Regions from separate parts of the Homo sapiens genome. Here region 1 is linked to region 2. Evidence: chromatin loops called from intact Hi-C (ENCODE). Cell type or tissue: heart right ventricle. All regions are shown on one strand. Each heading gives the region's core, and the rest is flanking DNA. Links, peaks and the distances in the headings are about the cores only.

Region 1 (10,003 bases), core at 825-8,824, 57 kb before region 2:
AATGACAACGGGACACCATAATTTTTAAAACAGTTTTTAGTATAAATGAGAGCTCCTTTATGAATAGTTGGAGTGACGTTGTCGGCAACTGCCTTAAGAGTACAATTTGAGGGACAAAACATTGCTGCTTCTTAAAATATCTATCTATGGAGGATGCTAAAATGTATAGCGAATGTCTAAAATACTGCTAGTAAAGAGCTAATCTTGGATGGATTCTTTTAAAAGAATTATCTTTTTCTAAAGTTTATTGAATCTGGAGATGGGAGATGGCATAACACTTCATATCTACTATGCTATTAACGCTTCAATCTAAACGAAGTGATCTGTTCTTTTCAGTGTGGTAGCTGGAGAGAGTGTAACTCCTGGCATTAGGAATACATTCAGAACTTGGGTTTTGGTGAAGGGAAATTGAAGAGGGCTTCCGATGCTGGACACGCCATGGCGAGGTCCTTCAATCAAGGAGACTGTTAGATAAGCTCATGGCTTGTCTTGGGAAAGCAAGCGGCACTAAGACAGAGCTGAAGAGCACTCCAAGGGACACTGTGGGCAGGACCAGCTACATAATTTGTGAGGCCCAGTATAAAATGAAAATGTGGCATCTGTTGATTAAAAAGTATCAAATACTTCAAGACAGTGACAGCAAAGCATTAACCCAAGTTCAGGGTCCTTCTCAGCACAAGAAGGTGAGAGGTATATGACTGCACTGGTCACGATCCCTTGAAGCTAACTCTGTCTTAGGATATTTTTAGAATGGAATGAGTGTTTGTATTAGTTTGGTGCCAAAGTAATTGGGGTATTTGCTATTATAATTATTTTTGCACCAACCTAATAGATGGGCCTGCATCCTGTGTTCTGTGGAACAGGCATCTGAGACCTCTGCACAGAGTGGTGCTCCTGAATCCTGCATACATTCATCCATTCAACAGGCATCACTAGACATCTGCTACTGAGCATGAATCAGGCACCTGGGTGTAGAAAAATGGGTGTCTTAACCAGCTTTCCCAGTTTCCCAGATTGTCCTTCTCAGGACATAGTTTAATTAACAATTATTTACTGAGAGCCTCCTAAGCCAAACCCTCTTGGTGGCGTTCAGGCACAAAGTAGGTTCTTGACTAAGTTCGGGGAAAAGCTGTTTATATATATATATATATTTTGTTTTGTTTTGTTTGTTTTTTTGAGATGGAATTTCTTTCTTGTCACCCAGGCTGGAGTGCAGTAGCATTATCTGGGCCCACTGCAACCTCCACCTCCTGGGTTCAAGCGATTATCCTGCCTCAGCCTCCCGAGTTGCTGGGATTACTCCCGGCTAATTTTTGTATTTTTAGTAGAGGCAGGATTTCACCATGTTGGCCAGGCTGGTCTCGAACTCCTGACCTCAGGTGATCCACCTGCCTCGGGCTGCCAAAGTGCTGGGACTGCAGGCATGAGCCATGGCACCCAGCCCTACACTATATTTCTTCGAAGTCTTCCCCACTCGGAGACTCACAATAAGCATTAATGCATTAAAAAATCTAAAATCTTCCAATGTAGAAACTCCTTTAATTTTATTTAAGCACTCTTTCACATTTATTTGACCACAGATGAATTTCCTCAAGAACCATCTAAATGAGAGGGAAAGAAGTTGTAATAATAAAGATAAGCTGTTCTTTCAAGAAGCTTTGTGGTGAAGAGAAGACTAGAGATAGGATAGTAATTTAAGCCTGAACCTGGACCCCTAAAAAGAGGAAAAGGGCCCGGCACGGTGTCTCAGGCCTGTAGTCCCAGACTTTGGGAGGATGAGGCAGGCAGATCACTTGAGGTCAGGAGTTCAAAACCAGCCTGGCCAACATGGTGAAACCCCATCTCTACTAATAACACAAAAATTAGCCAGGCATGGTGGTGCACACCTGTAGTCCCAGCTACTCAGGAGGCTGAGGCAGGAGAATTGCTGGAACCCAGGAGGCAGAGTTGTGGTGAGCCGACTTCACGCCACTGCACTCCAGGCTGGGCGAGAGAGTGAGACTCAAAAAAACAAAGGTGGTGGGAAAGGAATGGTGGAACCAACTAATTAAAAGCAGCTAAGTGTAATAAGAGAGAGAAAAGACAGAACCAGTATATCAGAAGGCTGATATTTTGTATTCGGCAGAATACGAGCTTCACAGGCCTTCCTCTATCCTTTTCTACTCTTTTTTAACAACCTCCAACCACTAGCAATGAAGGCTGCATACTGTGCATCTTATTCTTATAATCTACCCCTCTCCACTTGTAGCTGCCTCCTCTGAGGAGTCCAGGTATGGCTAACAGCAAAGAAAAAGACAAGGCAGTGATTTGGATACTTGAAATGGGGCTCATTTCATGACCGATCAGTCAAGAGCTTGAACACTGGATAGGATTAAAATTTTGATTTCCACCACCACCACCCCAAAAATTACAATGCCTGGTCATTGTAATTTAACATGAAAAGAACAAGCAATTTCTACTCAAGTTAAAAATCTGCATTTTAGTAATAAATTCAAATGGTCTGGTTCAGAGACGAATGTGTTATGCTGAATGGATATTTCCAGTATAACAATGACAAAACCATTTGGTAGATTCCTCATTCTCTGGCAAGACATTATTTTTATTGGCTTTGTGACAACTTCTATTAATAGATGCTCAGTTCTCATTGCAGATTCATGAGTCTGTGATTCTCCTTTTACTAATACTTTTGAGCATATTTTGAACTAAAATAAGATTTCTTTTTTTTTTTCCAAGTAGGAGTTCAAATTCAGTGCAAGGCACCCACGAATGTTTTATTTAGAAGGGCATTAAGGGATCATCCCTTCATTCCCACTGCATTCGCTTTTAATTAAAAGATGAAGTGGGTGGTATGGCAATTGCAACTGAACACTGGTAAGACTAGCAAAAGAATGAGGTGCCGGACATCTCTGGACTAGATGTCAAGGAGCTTGGTGCGTGGCTCTGCCCCCTAATTTTCTGTGTGACCATTTGTCCACTCTAGGCCTCTCTGTCTACATAGTAAAAGGAGATGTGGGGCGTAACAGTGATCTCCAACCTTTTCTGGTATAAAAACCAGAAATATCTTACTATCAAGAGTAAGATATTTCATGGACCTCCACCTGATTGTTGTATTTTAATGCTTGCAAGTTAATATTCATTGTGTGACTCACAACAAAGCTTAAGTGGATGTCAGGACTCCTCTAACAAGATGCTTTTCCATGCTGGAATTCAGTGATTGCAGAGTGACCAACTGGCTTTCTGAGATCCCTCTCAGCTCTTGCTTTCTTTGAGTCTTTGAAGATTTGTTTATGTGGAGAACAATGGGATAGCCGCAATAGTCATAACATTTGCCAAACATCTCCTAGGAAAAGGGTGGGTTTTTTTTTAAAATCTAGCCTCAGGAATATATTGCCCAAAGTTTTCATTCTAAAGGAAGAATCCAAAACCAAAAAAGGGGACATCTCCAAGGCCACATGACCAATTTTGAAGTTTTTATAAAACACTCTGAACTGAACTTTCAATTTTGCTCAAATTAGATTGACTAAATTCTGGATTTTGGGGGTTCTGCTGTTGTTTTCTGCAGTGGGAAGCCTAAGTGGGTTACACTCAAGATGAAGAGAGAGGAAGTTCACATTCTAATCCTGCCTTCAGCAATGACCCTGAACTAGTTGCTATATAAACCAGGAAAAATTGTTTATCTCTGATTATTTTAGTTTAGATTACTTATTAATATCTGAATATGATAAGTACAATGAACTTTCTGTTGGCCAGCATTGTTGCAAAAGGGATATTTTGCTCAATCACATTTTCCTATTAACAGGAGATTACCGTAAATGTATAGGTCAATTTTTTAAAATTATAGTTGAAAAAAAGATCCATAACATTAGTACTAAACTGAACACAGTATAATCATTTTTTATTACTTAGAAAGCCCTTCCATATAATACTTAAACCTTCTAATCTCAAATATCACTAAATTGTTCAACTATACCACCTAGTTAAAAATACCAATTGCTATAAAGCTAAGCCAACCAGCTTCGCTGCATGTAGCTCTTGCTAAAAAAGATTCATTTAGGCTTGGGTATGTCAAGGTTCTACAGTTTGAGATAGTGACAGAAGGTCATTTACACATTTAGCATGAGAGATGCAGTGTCTCAGTTTATTACTATAGATGATGTTTATATTTTAACATCAGACAGTGCTTCACATGCATATAGATATTACAGAAGTATGACTACAAATCAATTCGTGACTATCAGAAGACATCTAAGCAGGCAGGAAAGGAACATATTCCATTGCAGATTGACCTCAGATAACTTTTTCCTCATCGTTTTCCTTTTAATCCCATTGGCAACTGGACACTGGAAGAATTTTAAAACAGAACCTGGGAAGTGAAACATATAAAATAATATCTTATTCCAAGGCCTTTTTTTTCCTCTTTTTTTTCTTCCTGAGTAGCAGGAAATTATCTGTCAAATCCTTCTTTTTAAGAGTCAAGGATGGAATTTGTAGTTGCCTGTACATCCTTACCTTAGAGGGCTTAAACTGGAATGACATCCAAAGGCCTCACTTGTGGCTTCCCACACAGGATAAAAAGATGCTTCCAATGTGCATCATATCATTGTTTAAATGTTTTGATTAGTCACTTCAGTTCGATGATTTTCTTTTCTTTTTTTTTTTAACTACAGCCATCTCAGAAGAATATATATGCCATCAATTTCCAAGGCTAATATATGTCCCCAACATATTTTTTGTTTCCAAAACCTGGTTGAAATAATTTCAAAACTAAAGTTTCTGCTTGTTGGTCTAAGGTTTATCAACTGTAACCTTACATTTATCCATATTTCTCTGCATTCCCAAATAATCACAAAGATTCCTCTAATTAATGAACTTCAAAGATCTCATTTGAAGATCAGGAATTCAACATTTTGATTTGCTTATTTTAAGGACACTTGGAGATAAAGCCCTAGAAATTGGTGTGGATTTACTTGACATTATAATTCCTGAGATCACAACAAGAGGTCTACTTTGTAAAACATATTATGCTGACTGAATCTTCCAAGTGGCTGCCAGGACATTTTCCTTCTTCCTAGCTTGGAGTTAATTAGGTGTTAACTTGAGTGTTCAGAGGAAAACGGCTAATTTTCAGAGGAAAAAAAAATGGAACTCAAAATATGTTAGACTCATCAATTGAATTATCATTTGATATATGCTGATTTTTATGACCTACAAATACTTTAGAACACATCTATTTTGGAGAAGGTGTCTATGTTCAAAATACCTGGTCAGAATTGGCCAAATTTACATTTAAGTTCTCCCTCCTTGATATGACATCTGTGTAAAGCCATGGGAAATCCTCTGTCCAAGGGGCCAGACACACCTTACAGCTGACCCCGGCTAAGCACAGCAGACAGTAGCCTCACTTGACTCATGCCCAAGCTCTTGGAACTTTACCCAGGAGGCACATTAACGTCCACACCTTTTGTTCTAAATTTACTGTACCAAACTTTACCAAAAGAATTCCAGATTTGAAAATAATAAAAAGCAAAGGAGCATAAGTTTCATTGTTAGCCCAGAAGTGAGTCATCACTGCAGAATTTCTTCTGTCTACTGATTAGACCGGATACGGGCTGGGCGGTACGACAGGAAAGGCTGTTGCTCTCTGTATGTGTGAGTGAATAGTCACAAAAGGTCAAAATTTTAACATGTTAAAAGCCAAATCTCTCTCCTGGGCATCTGGAGAGGTTTTTTTCAAAACACCCTCCCAGTAGCAAAGGGAAAAAACTACATTTTTTTTTCCCTTTCTAACCTGAGTTTACCCCCAGCTGACACAGCTACGTGCTGTTCTGCACGGAGACTGAGACGACACTGATCTTTGTATTTGGCAGGGCTAATGTGATATGAGATTATCTGACATTTATAGGAGGGTAGTATATCTGAATCCTCTCTGGCCTGGCCAAACACAGCATTTCATAGTCTGTGGGCACAAAGAAATCCAAGCCACGTGGCTAACACCACTTTTGCAATAAAGGGAATGACTTTCTTCCACAGCATGGAATGGGGCATCATTAGGATGAACAAATAATTTATCATCCAAACCAAGGTACTTCTGAGAGTGAAAGGTGACCCAATTGATAATGACACCAGGACAACACCAATGAACCACAACTCTTCCAAACATGGTTACCCTAGGTGTCGTATTAACTAAGAATAAGAAAAATAATACACAGCATTTATTTAGTACTCACTGAAGGGCAGTTACTGTGCCAAGAGTTTTGTGGATTCTCTCATTTAAACCTTGTAAAACTTGAAGCCTTATTAGATAAATACCTAAATACCTTATTAGCCAGGCCAGTGGTTTTCAAACTTCTTTGTGAACAATGGAAAACTTTTTGCAGGCAGAATCTTCCACAGAACACCAACACAGAAAACCAATAAAAAACACAACTTCCCTGGTCAAAGCTGGGATTGGCATCTAGTCCTAATGACCCATCCTCCTCCTCTGCCCTGCCCAGGGTCCTCAGCCACCTTTGTAGAACCCTGGGCTTCTGGGGATTCTGTGAATAGCCTTCAGCCAGACATTGATATGCTCTGATTCATTTAATCCTCACAACCCGATGACGTTTGTCATTTATGCCATTTTACAAGTGAGAAAAGCCAGGTTGGGAAGGACTAAATGACTTGTCTAAAATCATTTAGCTAAGTAAGTTAAAAAAACAAGGATTCAAACCTGAATCTGTCAGACTCCAAGCCTACTATTTTCATCATCTGCCTCCACTGTGCCTGTCTTCTAGGCTGGTCAATATTTAGAAAGATATTTGGAACTTAATGGGCAAACTAATGTCCTCTGCCAGATTTGCTCTTGGTTCTCCAGGGTCTTTGGGGGCCTCACTCCAGAGCCTCCTAACCAGTCCTATTTGACCAGATGGTACCAAAGAGTAACAATAACAATAACAATAATAATAGTTGACATTTATGGTATTGATATGTGCTTGGCTATGTGCTAAACATGTTAAGTGATAGTCCCATTTATTTCTCACAACAATGCTATAAAGTAGGAACTATTGTTTTTATTGTCGCATCATTTGCAGATGAAAAAACTGAGCACTGCAGAGATTGTGTAGTTGGGTAAAATATCTAGTAAGTGGTGGAGACAGAATTTGTCTTGACAACAGTGTATGCTGTCTTTTTCCCTCTTAACATACTCTGGTCCCCCCTGGTAATGAACTTGGCACCATTCTCTCAGCTAGCTGGGGTTCTCTTGACATTTTTATTTGACCTTACTCTTTTTTGGTAAACTAACTCCTGCTTAGCAGTAGGTATTTTCACTTAATGTATTATACCTCCTGGGAAAACAAACGTGTACTGGAAAAGAAATATCTGACGCACAATAAAATTTTAAAGAGTTTATTTAGTAAGAAGCCAGTCATACATTGGGAAACACCAGACCAAAAGAGGTTTAGTGTTCCAATGACAAAACGCCAGAGGCAAGTATTTATTGGGAAAGTACAGAAACAAACAATTTATTTGGTTGGTTTGCAATTACATAATTGCCTTTTTTCAGGTACTGTATTGGAAAGTCCTTACTGACATAACAATATGTGAGTTGGATGCTTATGATTGGCTGGGGTTATGTTTTAGTTCTAACATAAGCATTTATCAGATATGAACCTGAGGTAAGTTTCACTTCTGTTTGCAATTTAAGGTGCATGCATATTGGTGCACACCTGTAGTCCCAGCTACTTGGGAGGCTAAGGAGATCAGTTGACCTGGGAGGTTGAGGCTGCAGTGAGCCACGATCCAGCCAGGATGACACAGTGAGACCCTGCCCCAAAAAGAAAAAGAAAAAAAAAGTAAGAAAAAGAGTACCCTTGTTTCTCACCTCCCAGAACCACTTTGTATTGGGAACTTTATATCAGTAATATAGATCCAGATTTTAGCAAATCCATGAAACCTATCTGACCTAAGAGCTTCCTGGAGTCAAGTCAGAGCTCTCCTGAGGATGAATAACTATAGAGCTCTCTTGAGAGTTCCATAGTTAACCAAGCTTTATACATTTATTCCATAAATATATTTTGTATACAGACACTGTACTAGCTTCTTAGGTGTTTCTTTTTTTGCTATGACCAGCCTATCTAAAAAACTGCATTTGCCAGGCATGGTGGCTCATGCCTGTAATCCCAGCACTTTGGGAGGCTGAGGTGGATGGATTGCCTGAGCCTAGGAGTTCAAGACCAGCTTGGGCAACATGGCAAAACCCTCTCTCTCTCTTAAAAAACAAAACAAACAAAACAAACACAAAAAACACACACACACAGAAAAAATTAGCTCAGTATGGTGGCATGCACCTGTCATCCCAGCTACTTGGGAGGCTGAGGTGGGAGAATCACCTGAGCCTGGGAGGCCAAGGCTGCAGTGAGCTGTGATTGCATGACTACACTCCAGCCTGGGCAACAAAGCAAGACCCCATATCAAAAATAAGAAGAAAGAAGACTCTGTTGACCTTTCTAAGAATGGATTACCTGTTATAGAGCAAATGCTATCCTCTGGCCTCAACCTCCTGTGTAGTTGGGACCACAGGCATATACCACCATGTCCAGCTAATTTTTCTTTTAAATTGTAGACAGGGTCTAACTATGTTACCCAGGCTGGTCTCGAGCTCCTGGGCTCAAGTGATCCTCCCACTTTGGGCTCGAGTGATCCATCCAGCACTCCCAAAGTGCTGGGGTTATAGGCATGAGCCACTGCATCCAGCCAATAGACTATTCTATATATCAATATATGCAATAGGACATTTATTTAATATTTTCAGAGATGATTATGATGAGTTCCTGAATTTGAACCAGCCTCCAGTGAATGCATCCTGGAATACCTTTTGCTTTCTTTTAGCCTAGAGTTTATCTGTTTTCACATGACATGAAAATAGCATGACCTGGGTAATTCATTTGACAAGTATTTACCTAGGACTCGTAAGTGCTTTTTATTGTTACAAGTAGAAGAAGACCATGCCATTATGCTTGTAGGTCTTTAAAGGACCTACAACCTAGTTGGAAATAATTATAGAATGGGATTAGATAGTATATATCATGATATCAACTTACTCATATTAAAGACCCTACTTTGTCTCTTTTTCTATTTTTTAATAATGCCTTAGATAAAAAGATGTAAGGGATCCTTGTTAAATACCTGGGAGACACAACGCTGGGAGTGAGAAATGGAAGACTAATATATTGACGATAGATAGTGATCCAGTAAACAAGAGCATTGTGCTGAAACTAACAAGTTGAAATTAACAAGAATAAATAGAAAGCCTTGCATTTAGTTTCAAAAATCCAGTAGCATAATTACAGGATGGGAGAAAGCTATAATGTCCACATTCAAAAAAAGTCTTGTTGACTTTTTATTTAATCTACACCGTCAGTTAGTATCTTAAAATACTACCGAGAACCAGGCACCATGTAGGCACTGGGGGACCTCACCACCTGATGCACCTGCAAACACAGATCTATTGGTCTCTAACGTGCAGCTGGAAGAGAAAATAAGCCTGCTTCATAGATCTCATCAGAAGGAGACACAACTCTCTAAGAAGGTCATATTTGATAAAATAGCCTGTAGAAGAGGGAGACTAGAGTGGTGAGTGACAGAAAAACCAGGCTGTACAGAAATATTGAGTGACCACAGGATGTTTAGTCTAAAGAAGAAAAGATTATAGGACTTTGATGGCTGTTTTCCAGCCTTTGGAGAGCTGTTGTGTGACTACAGGGGAGCCTTAAGACGTCTTTTGGGTTATTTCAGTTGGACCAATGCGGTGAAAGTTAGAAAGGACAGATTCATGTTGATGTCTTAAAAGTTTTCCTGCCAACCTTGGAAAAGGCTGCCTCTAAAATTGCAAGATTTCTAAAAAAGCTATATTGTCAGTGACTAGAATGGATGATCTCTAAGAATTCCTCTGATGCCAGTTTTTTTCATTTTTATTTTCCAAATTAAGTGGGAGGTAAGAGAACTTTTCATATACTTTCCTGAA
Region 2 (10,003 bases), core at 733-8,732:
GACATCACTCACAGTGAACCAGAGTTACTTTCTCCATGCTATACATACCCTACTCCTGTGTGACAGTCATTTCCAAAATTTTCTATCTAACCATATGACCTGGGACCCAATACCACAGGACCTACTCCCACAGCCTACCCTAGACTAATAAATGAATCTATGCTAAGTATTAATGAGTAATTTATACAAACTTTCATTCATTCAGCCAATAGTTATTGAATGTAAGCTAGATGCTGGGCATTGCTGATATAATATCCAAGAGAGACAAAGTCTTTGCCCTCACAGCGCTTACATTTTAGTAGAATCTAATGCTTCTAGCAAGTCTAATGTGTGAATTAAATCTCCTCTCTTGGTAAGTTATCTAATTTTAAGAGAAACTCTAATATATGTAGTGCCTTAGACATTAGTTTCTGGAACTATGGGAGGCTGGTGGGAAAGATATTTGAGGACACCGGTACATTTACATACCTTTTATAACACACCTCAAATATATGTAGATATTCCTGGCCAAAAATGTTCTATATATCTTAAAAGTTATTTATGTACATCAAGAGCAAATTGCATTCCTGACTGCCTTGTGCAAAATCAGAGTGCTGTGCCCATTCTTTTTTTTTTTTTTTTTTTTTTTTTTTGAGACAGAGTTTTGCTCTTGTTGGCTGGGCTGGAGTGCAATGGTGCGATCTCAGCTCACTGCAACCTCAGCCTCCCAGGTTCAAGTGATTCTCTTGCTTCAGCCTCCCGAGTAGCTAAGATTGCAGGCACCTGCCACCACGCACAGCTAATTTTTGTATTTTTCGTAGAGATGGGGTTTCACCATGTTGGCCAGGCTGGTCTTGAACTCCTGACTTCAGGTGATTCACCCGCCTTGGCCTCCCAAAGTGTTGGGATTACAGGCATGAGCCACTGCTCCTGGCCGCCCATTCTGTTAAGGAAGCTTCATTAATTTATATTCTAGAAAGAGTATTCACCAAAGGGTATCTCCTTTTTAATCATTTTCCTCTGATGAAGTAGTAACACAACTCATTAACTTTATCATGATTTAATATAAAAATTAAAGTAGTTTTATCACATAAAATTTTGTAATCAATCAATTGATCGATCTATTTACTATGTACTCAATATTATTGAATATTAATATATAAAGGCGATAAGAAATGAGGCAGATGGCAGACCTTTTTGTGCATTCCACTTAAAGAATTTCTGAACTGGAAAGGACCATTGTAGGTCTTTGACCTAGCCTCATTTGCCAATAAGAAACACCATAAGGCTCAGTGAACTAGAAAGAGCTGTCCAGAGTTTCCCAGCTGACTAATGGCCCAGTCTGAACCAGAATCCAGGCTTCTGCCTGCCAAGGTTTTGGCCTTGCCACTAGGCATATAGCCTACCTTTGGTTTTACAACATTACTTTTTGCCTCTTTAAAACCTTTTTTTATTTTTATTTTTTCACCATCTGAAGAGGATAATATTTGCCTCTTGAAGTGCTTGTTTTCTCCAGAGCAAGGAATGTGGCTTGCAGAAATAAAATTACAGGTCAAAATTTGGCCATAGGACTTGTGAGAGATCCTGAGTAAAAGTCTCCTTTCTGTTCTTTCCTGATTAGCCCCCATGGAAGTCTCAAATCTGAAGGTGACAAATGATGGCAGTTTGACCTCTCTAAAAGTCAAATGGCAAAGACCTCCTGGAAATGTGGATTCTTACAATATCACCCTGTCTCACAAAGGGACCATCAAGGAATCCAGAGTATTAGCACCTTGGATTACTGAAACTCACTTTAAAGAGTTAGTCCCCGGTCGACTTTATCAAGTTACTGTCAGCTGTGTCTCTGGTGAACTGTCTGCTCAGAAGATGGCAGTGGGCAGAACATGTGAGTCTTGGGCTCCAGAATGTTCCTTGGTTGCTCAAATCACTCTCTGATCCACCTTAAAATAGGACAAAATAAGTCAGCAGGAAAACTCCTTTCCCAATCTGAGAAGTGGAGCCTATGTAACTGAAGGTGTCTGTAGTATGGCCCATTCTTCTGAGTCACTTAGGCAACTGAGTTTGGATTTCTGAATGATCTGCATGTTGTTTCTGTCTTATGCTTTTTCATGTCACGTCACTTAAGTAGCATAAATGCATTAGCATTGATACCAGTATATAAAACATTTCTGATTCATTCTTACAGTGAGAACCAGTTAGCATTTAACCATGTTTTCCATACATTATTTTATTAATTTATGTCCTCACTTATCTATCCAGTGCCTTATATATGTAAATTACTGTACTATTGTTAAAACGACTAAGACATGCTACTTGCCTTTAAGGCAGGATCCAGCAGACTACCCCATCTGGTGCCAAATCTGGTCTGTGGCCTGATTTTGTTTAGCCCTCAAGCTAAGAGTGGTTTTTACATGTTTAAAGGGTTGTACAAACAAATAAGGAAACAAACAAGAAAAAGATGAGACAGAGACCATATGTGTCCTGCAAAACCTGAAATATTTACTACCTGATCCTTACAGAAAAAATTGTCCAACTCCTGCTTTAGAAAACTTTCATTTTAATCACACAGATGTGGAATACACACATGTACAAAAATAAAAATAGTACATTTTAATAATAGTGACTGTATTGATATTTGCATGTATCAGGCACTGACTAAATAATTTATATCCATTATTTCATTTAGTTCTCACAACAAAACTGTGAGAGATGTCTTGTTATTTATTACCATTATACAGATAATTCAAAGAGGTCAAATAATTTGTCCATAGTCATCCAGCCAGTAAGTGGTAGAGCTAGAATTTAAACCAGGCTATTTGATTCCAGAGTCCATTCTCTCTGCTATTAGAGATCTGAAGTAAGAGATATATGGTCAAAAAGGAAAGATAAAATTTTCTTTCATAAGAGCAGTAAAAACTTGGAGGAAATGGGAGCAGGGTGCGGTGGCTCATGGCTATAATCCCAGCACTTTAGGAGGCTGAGGTGGAGGGTTGCTTGAGCCCAGGAGTTTGAGACCAACCTCAGCAACATAATGAGACCTCGTCTCTACAAAAAAAAAAAAAAAATTAATTAGCTGGGCATGGTGACATGTGCCTGTGGTCCTAGCTACTCAGGAGGCTGAGCTGGGAGGATTGCTTGAGCCCTGTGGTTGAGCCATGATTGCATCACTTCACTCCAGCCTAGCAATAGAGTGTGACCCTGTCTCAAAAAAAAAAAAAAAAAAAAACTTGGAGGAAATAGAAATGATCTTTAATAAGGACCTAAAAAATGTAACGTTTGTGACAAAGAGGGAAAAGAGGGAAGAGCTTTTGGGGTGGAGGGGACAAAATAAGCAAAGGCCCAGAGGCAGAAGGGCCCAGGAGACTTGCAGGTCTACAGAACATACAACCGGAAGCCAGCTTTCCAAAGGGTAGGGAAGGAGAGAGGATGGCTTCAGAAAGTAGTCTCAGTTAAGACTGGAAGGATATGGGGTCTGAACTTAAAGAGCCAAAAATGTAAGCAGAGGGCTTGACATTTTATTCTGCAGATTATAGAGAGACCTTGAATGTTTTTAAGCAAAAAAAAAAAAAAAAAAAAGAACTTAATCTTGCAAGAACATTAATCTTTTTAGTTGGAAAAGAAAGAAAGGAATGCCTCATGATCACGACATCCAATATCTCTTACAAAGGATGCCACATATCACTAGATTATTAACACTACAACAGAAGATTACATTACTGATATCACTAAAATGATTTTAGCGGACATTTCTTGTGTGTCAAATGTCTCCGAAATAAAGAACACTCATTTGCAATCCACAGACATCAAGAGGGGATAGAAATGTTTTGAACTGCAGATATTGTGTCTCCTATCTACTGCTGCCCAAGAAAAGTAAATGAGTATCCTTACTTTTGGTCTGTAATATCTCCTTTTTGACATCATTTCACCGTTTAGTTCCAGACAAAGTTGCAAACCTGGAGGCAAACAATAATGGCAGGATGAGGTCTCTTGTAGTGAGCTGGTCGCCCCCTGCTGGAGACTGGGAGCAGTATCGGATCCTACTCTTCAATGATTCTGTGGTGCTGCTCAACATCACTGTGGGAAAGGAAGAAACACAGTATGTCATGGATGACACGGGGCTCGTACCGGGAAGACAGTATGAGGTGGAAGTCATTGTTGAGAGTGGAAATTTGAAGAATTCTGAGCGTTGCCAAGGCAGGACAGGTAGGCAAATATGAAGATGTTAATACCAATGGAAGAGTAATTTGTTCCCTCTCCCAGGTAACCCAGGTAACTGCCGTAACTGCTAATATCATACCCTGGTGTTTTCTGAATTTGAGATATTAAGGACTTTAAGGCTAACATGGGGTTTCTAACACCTAATTTGTCAAATTAGAACATTTAAAATCACTTCCACTAGTAACTCCATTATTTCATGAAAGAAAGCCATTTCAAACACCAAAAGAGTAAGATGCATACATTCTGAAAACAAACACTGACCCTTCCCACAAAAGAAGAACCTTTTGCTAGTGATCAGCATTAGGGAACCATTGCCTTGACCTCATGTTGACTAATGTGGGGATTTCAGGTACCAATGAAGAGTGATTAAAGTGGAGAGGGATATATTTGGATTTTAGGGAAGGGAAGAATAAGGATACTGAAATGAGAAAACAGGCTCAAAGAGGTTATAACTTGCCCAAAGCTTTGCAATATAATCGTGACAGCAAGAATACCAAGACTCATGTTTCAGTATCCTCATACTGTCAAATACTTGTACTCATATTGTCAAATAAGAGAGTTGCACTTCCAAGTTCAACATTTGCTTGATAATCCTTGTAATGTGAAATACTCCATATTTAGAGTGAAATTCAAATACCTTCTTTCTTAGTTCGCCTGATAATAGGGAAATAACTACATGGATTCACTGTTCTTCTTAGAACAATGTCAAAGAAAAGGATCATGACACCCACTTAGCTTGCCAATGTGTCTTGCAGTAATCTCCTCATCTTCCAAATATTAATATCCACTGGATGATGATCAAAGACCTACAGAGCTTAAACTAAGCGACTTTTAGTATTTCACAGGACAAGCATCTCTGTCATCTCCAATATTTTATCACTCACCTCAAATAACTTGGAAATGGAAGATCACAGAACATTAGGGGCTCTCAGCATGTCAGCATAATTCTCAGGAGAACTTTTATTTATTTATTTATTATTTTTACATTTTGAGACAGAGTCTTGCTCTGTCTCCCAGGCCTAGGCTGGAGTGCAGTGGTACAATCTCGGCTCGCTGCAACCCCCACCTCCTAGGTTCAAGCAATTCTTGTGCCTCAGCCTCCCAAGTATCTGGGATTACAGGCGTGTGCCACCAGGCTCAGCTAATTTTTGTTCTTTTAGTAGAGACAGGATTTTACCATGTTGGCCAGGCTGGTCTCAAACTCCTGGCCTCAAGCAGTCCGCCTACCTTGGCCTCCCAAAGTGCTAGGATCACAGGCACAAGCCACGGCGCCAGGCCAAACTTTTGTTTTTCTTTTTCTTTCTTTTTTATTTTTGAGATAGAGTTTCACTCTTGTTGCCCAGGCTGGAGTGCAATGGCATGATCTTGGCTCGCTGCAACCTCTGCCTCCCAGGTTCAAACGATTCTCCTGCCTCAGCCTCCCAAGTAGCTAGGATCACAGGCATGTGCCACCACACCTGGCTAATTTTGCATTTTTAGTAGAGATGGGGTTTCACCATATTGGCCAGGCTGCTCTCAAACTCTTGACCTCAGGTGATCCACCCGCCTCAACCTCCCAAAGTGCTGGGATTACTGGCATGAGGCACTGCACCCGGCCCAAACTTTTCTTAAACTGTGTCTCTGGTTCACCTTATTCAGGTAACTTGAAGTAGGCCTCGATGTAAATAATCAAATTATTTCTCTATACCGAAGAAGGAAGATGGAGAGTTAGGGACTCAATTAGAATGGATTTATAGAAAATTTATGGATGCAAAATTTACAAGAAAATTTTTAATACTTGATTCTTTCATAATTTAAGGCAGCAACACTTTATTCTTTTCTTTTCTTTTCTTTTCTTTTTTTTTTTTTTTTTTGAGACAGAGTCTTGCTCTGTTGCCTAGGCTGGAGTGCAGTGGCACCATCTCAGCTCACTGCAACCTCCACCTCCCCCACTTAAGCAATTCTCATGCCTCAGCCTCCCGCTGAGACTACAGATGTGAGCCACCACGCCCGGCTAATTTTTGTATTTTTAGTAGAGATGGAGTTTTGCCATATTGGCCAGGGTGGTCTCAAACTCCTGACCTCAAGTGATCCACCCGCCTCGGCCTCCCAAAGTGCTGGGATTACAGATGTGAGCCACCGCACCCAACCAACAGTTTATTCTTAATGTCTCCTAGAAATTTTAACAATAAAACCTTTTAAAGGAATCAATTTTGAGATAAGTCCTCAATTAAATGCTATTATTGCCAGCCAACTCGCCCTTCCATGAACACATCAGTGTCCCCCACCTCAGAAATGAGGGAAAGTTGCACTTGGTCTCCTCAACCTATGGGGGTAACAAATACTCCTAACTCCACCTAAATACTTAAACAGGAACTTTTCTTTGTGATTTTGTGAATGACAAGATTGGAGTAAATATTTTTGTATTACAGAATTCATACAAAAAGATAAACTCAAAGTATTATACAGTCAAAAATCAATGACTCTTCTGGCAAGATGTTTTCTAATTGAGTCTGTATTTCTGGTTACATTACATGAACAAAGTTTTTTGTGATAAGATTTTGTTTTAATGCTCAGAGACATTCATAAAATAAATGTTGAACTGAAACACGCTTAAGGATGGAAGAGGAGAACTATCAAAAGTATACCCTATGAATATGCCTCAGTCCATCAATGACCCATCTCCATTGCTTTTTCCTCAGTCCCCCTGGCTGTCCTCCAGCTTCGTGTCAAACATGCCAATGAAACCTCACTGAGTATCATGTGGCAGACCCCTGTAGCAGAATGGGAGAAATACATCATTTCCCTAGCTGACAGAGACCTCTTACTGATCCACAAGTCACTCTCCAAAGATGCCAAAGAATTCACTTTTACTGACCTGGTGCCTGGACGAAAATACATGGCTACAGTCACCAGTATTAGTGGAGACTTAAAAAATTCCTCTTCAGTAAAAGGAAGAACAGGTAGTAACCTTTATAAATTTTACATTTTAAAGTGTTCTGTCTGCTGAATTACTATTTAACATGCAATTTACAAGTATTCATTAACTGCCTATTATGTACTGGGCATTGCTTTATGGATCCTTTCTATTGTGTTTGTTTTCTATTTTACCAATTGCAGTTCTTATCTTTATTAGTTCCTTCTTTTTACTTTGCTTGGATTTAGTTTGCTAAACTTGAAAAAGAGTAAAGAACAACCGTTTCAAGGAGTTTTGCTGTAAAGGAGAGCAGAGAAATAGGGCAGCATCTAGAAGAGGAACTATGGTTGAAAGGAGGATGATTTTTTAAAGGCAGAAGAAATAACAGCATGTTTTATGCTGGAGGGAATGATCTAGAAGATGTAGAAGGGAAATCATGATGATGTAAAGTGAGAGGGAAGAATTGCTGCAGTTATTCCATGAGTAGGCAAGAGGTATTGGGATCTAGAGCACAAGTGAAGGAATTGGCTTTAGAAAGGAGCATGGGGAATCTAATCTCAATGTCAGCTGGTATATTAGTCTGTTTTCACACTACTATAAAGATCCTACCCAAGACTGGGTAATTTATAAAGGAAAGAGGTTTAATTGACTCACAGTTCCACATGACTAGGGAGGCCTCAGGAAACTTATAATCATGGTGGAAGTTCAGTTAGAATGGCGATCATTAAAAAGTCAAGAAACAACAGGTGCTGGAGAGGATGTGGAGAGATACGAACACTTTTACACTGTTGGTGGGACTGTAAACTATTTCAACCATTGTGGAAGACAGTCTGGCAAATCCTCAAGGATCTAGAACTAGAAATACCATTTGACCCAGCCATCCCATTACTAGGTATATACCCAAAAGATTATAAATCATGCTGCTATAAAGACACATGCACACGTATGTTTATTGCGGCACTATTCACAATAGCAAAGACTTGGAACCAACCCGAATGTCCATCAATGATAGACTGGATTAGGAAAATGTGGCACATATTACACCACAGAATACTATGCAGCCATAAAAAAGGATGAGTTCGTGTCCTTGGTAGGGACGTGAATGAAGCTGGAAACCATCATTCTGAGCAAACTATCCCAAAGACAGAAAATCAAACACCACATGTTCTCACTCATAGGTGGGAATTGAACAATGAGAACACTTGGACACAGAGTGGGGAACATCACACACCGGGGCCTGTTGTGGGGTCGGGGGTCGGGGGAGGGATAGCATTAGGAGACATATCTAATGTAAATGATGAGTTAATGGGCACAGCACACCAACATGGCACATGTATACCTATGTAACAAAACTGCATGTTGTGCACAGGTACCCTAGAACTTAAAGTGTAATAAAATTAATTAATTAATTAATTTTTAAAAATCATGGTGGAAGGTGAAGGGGAAGCAGGCACCTTCTTCACAAGGTGGCAGGAGGGGAAGTGATGGAGATGAAAGGGGAAAGAGCCCCTTATAAAACCATCAGATCTTGTGAGAAATCACTCACTAACACAAGAACAGCATGGGGGAAACCACTCCCATGATCCAGTCACCTCCCTCCTTGGACACATGGGGATTACAATTCAAGATGAGATTTGGGTGGGGACACAGAGCCAAACCGTATCAGCTAGGAAAGAGAGAATATGTGGGTGCAGATGCCAATAGGTGGATCGTTGTAGGGTGAGCAGTTATCTTCTAATTGCTTTCATTTTTTTCAGTGTAATTGGAAGCAAAGTCATCAAGATTTCCCTTTTTAGTTGGACGCCGTGGCTCACATCTGTAATCCCAGCACTTTGGGAGGCCGAGATGGGTGGATCTTGAGGCCAGGAATTCAAGACCAGCCTGGCCAACATGGCAAGACACTGTCTCTACTAAAAACACAAAAATTAGCTGGGAGTGGTGGCACATACCTGTAATCCCAGATACTCGGGAGGCTGAGGCATAAGAATCACTTAAACCCAGGAGGTGGAGGTTGCATGAGTCGAGATCCTGCCACTGCACACTAGCCTGGGTGATAGAGCGAGAACCTGCCTCAAAAAAAAAAAAAAAAAGAAATTTCTTTTTTCAATGTATATACTATTGTCCTGTATCTTATTTTTCTCTCCTCTTTTGATCCCACAAAAATATAATTATTGCTTTATATAGTCAACATCTGTTTAGATTTACCTACCAATTTACTACCTTTTTTCTCATTTTTTCCCCCTGCATCTGAGATGTTTTATCTGGGATTATTTTCCTTTATCCTGGAGAACGTTATTCAAATTTCTTCATTGAGAGTTTCTAGGGACAAACTCTCTCAAATTTTGTTTTTGCTGGGCATATTTTTATATAGCTCTCATTTTTATATAGCTCTCGGTCTTGAAAGATATTTTCCTTAAGTTCCAACTCTGTGTTTAAAGTTACTTTCTCTCAGCACATAAAAGATATTATTCTAGTCTTTCTGGGATTTATTGTTGCGCTGAGTCAGCTGTCAGTCTGATTTTTATTTCTCTATGAGTCTGTTTGCTATGACTGCTTTTTTGCCTTTGGGGTTCAGTTGTTTCACAATAATGATCAAGGTGTAGATATATTTCTTTTTGTTTCTCTTGCTCAAGATTGATTGGCATTTCTGTACTTTCCAACTAGTGTCTTTCTACAATCCTGGAAATTCTCAGCTATTAACTCTCTAATATTGCCTCTTGCCCCTTCTCCATTCCCCACTCTGTCATCTTCTGGTATTCTAGAACACACATATATGAACACATCAATATATTTCATATTTTCCATGTGTTTTCTCTCTGAACTACAGTATAGGTAACTTTCTCATATCTTTGATTCATTTCATTAATTCTTTCTTCAGCTTTGTCTAATCTATTTTAAAATCTACCCACT

Evidence for each region. Hi-C counts contacts between places; a loop is a spot of excess contacts. Peaks named below come from ENCODE experiments on the same cell type or tissue, not always from the same donor. Only the 100,000 strongest peaks of a DNase experiment are listed, where the experiment ranks them.
Region 1: a loop joins it to region 2, with 2.3 times the contacts of the local background. A loop is called at or near these places in 14 of 110 quality-filtered maps.

What each region holds. Positions count from the first base shown.
Region 1 is chr12:70,641,601-70,651,603 of GRCh38, reverse strand. The region is part of intron 13 of PTPRR (protein tyrosine phosphatase receptor type R); the gene reads left to right. Among named protein-coding and RNA genes, the nearest start is that of PTPRB, 9.2 kb to the right of the region's middle. In heart right ventricle, for the core only: no CTCF peak of the experiment used is centred there; a DNase peak (open chromatin) is centred at 5,603; H3K4me3 peaks cover 608 bases; H3K27ac peaks cover 5,167 bases.
Region 2 is chr12:70,584,143-70,594,145 of GRCh38, reverse strand. PTPRB (protein tyrosine phosphatase receptor type B) reads left to right here. Exons shown (of 34, transcript NM_001109754.4): 7 at 1,601-1,864; 8 at 3,913-4,182; 9 at 6,879-7,139. Among named protein-coding and RNA genes, the nearest start is that of PTPRB, 48 kb to the left of the region's middle. In heart right ventricle, for the core only: a CTCF peak has its summit at 3,986 (motif pointing left); a DNase peak (open chromatin) is centred at 4,005; H3K27ac peaks cover 752 bases.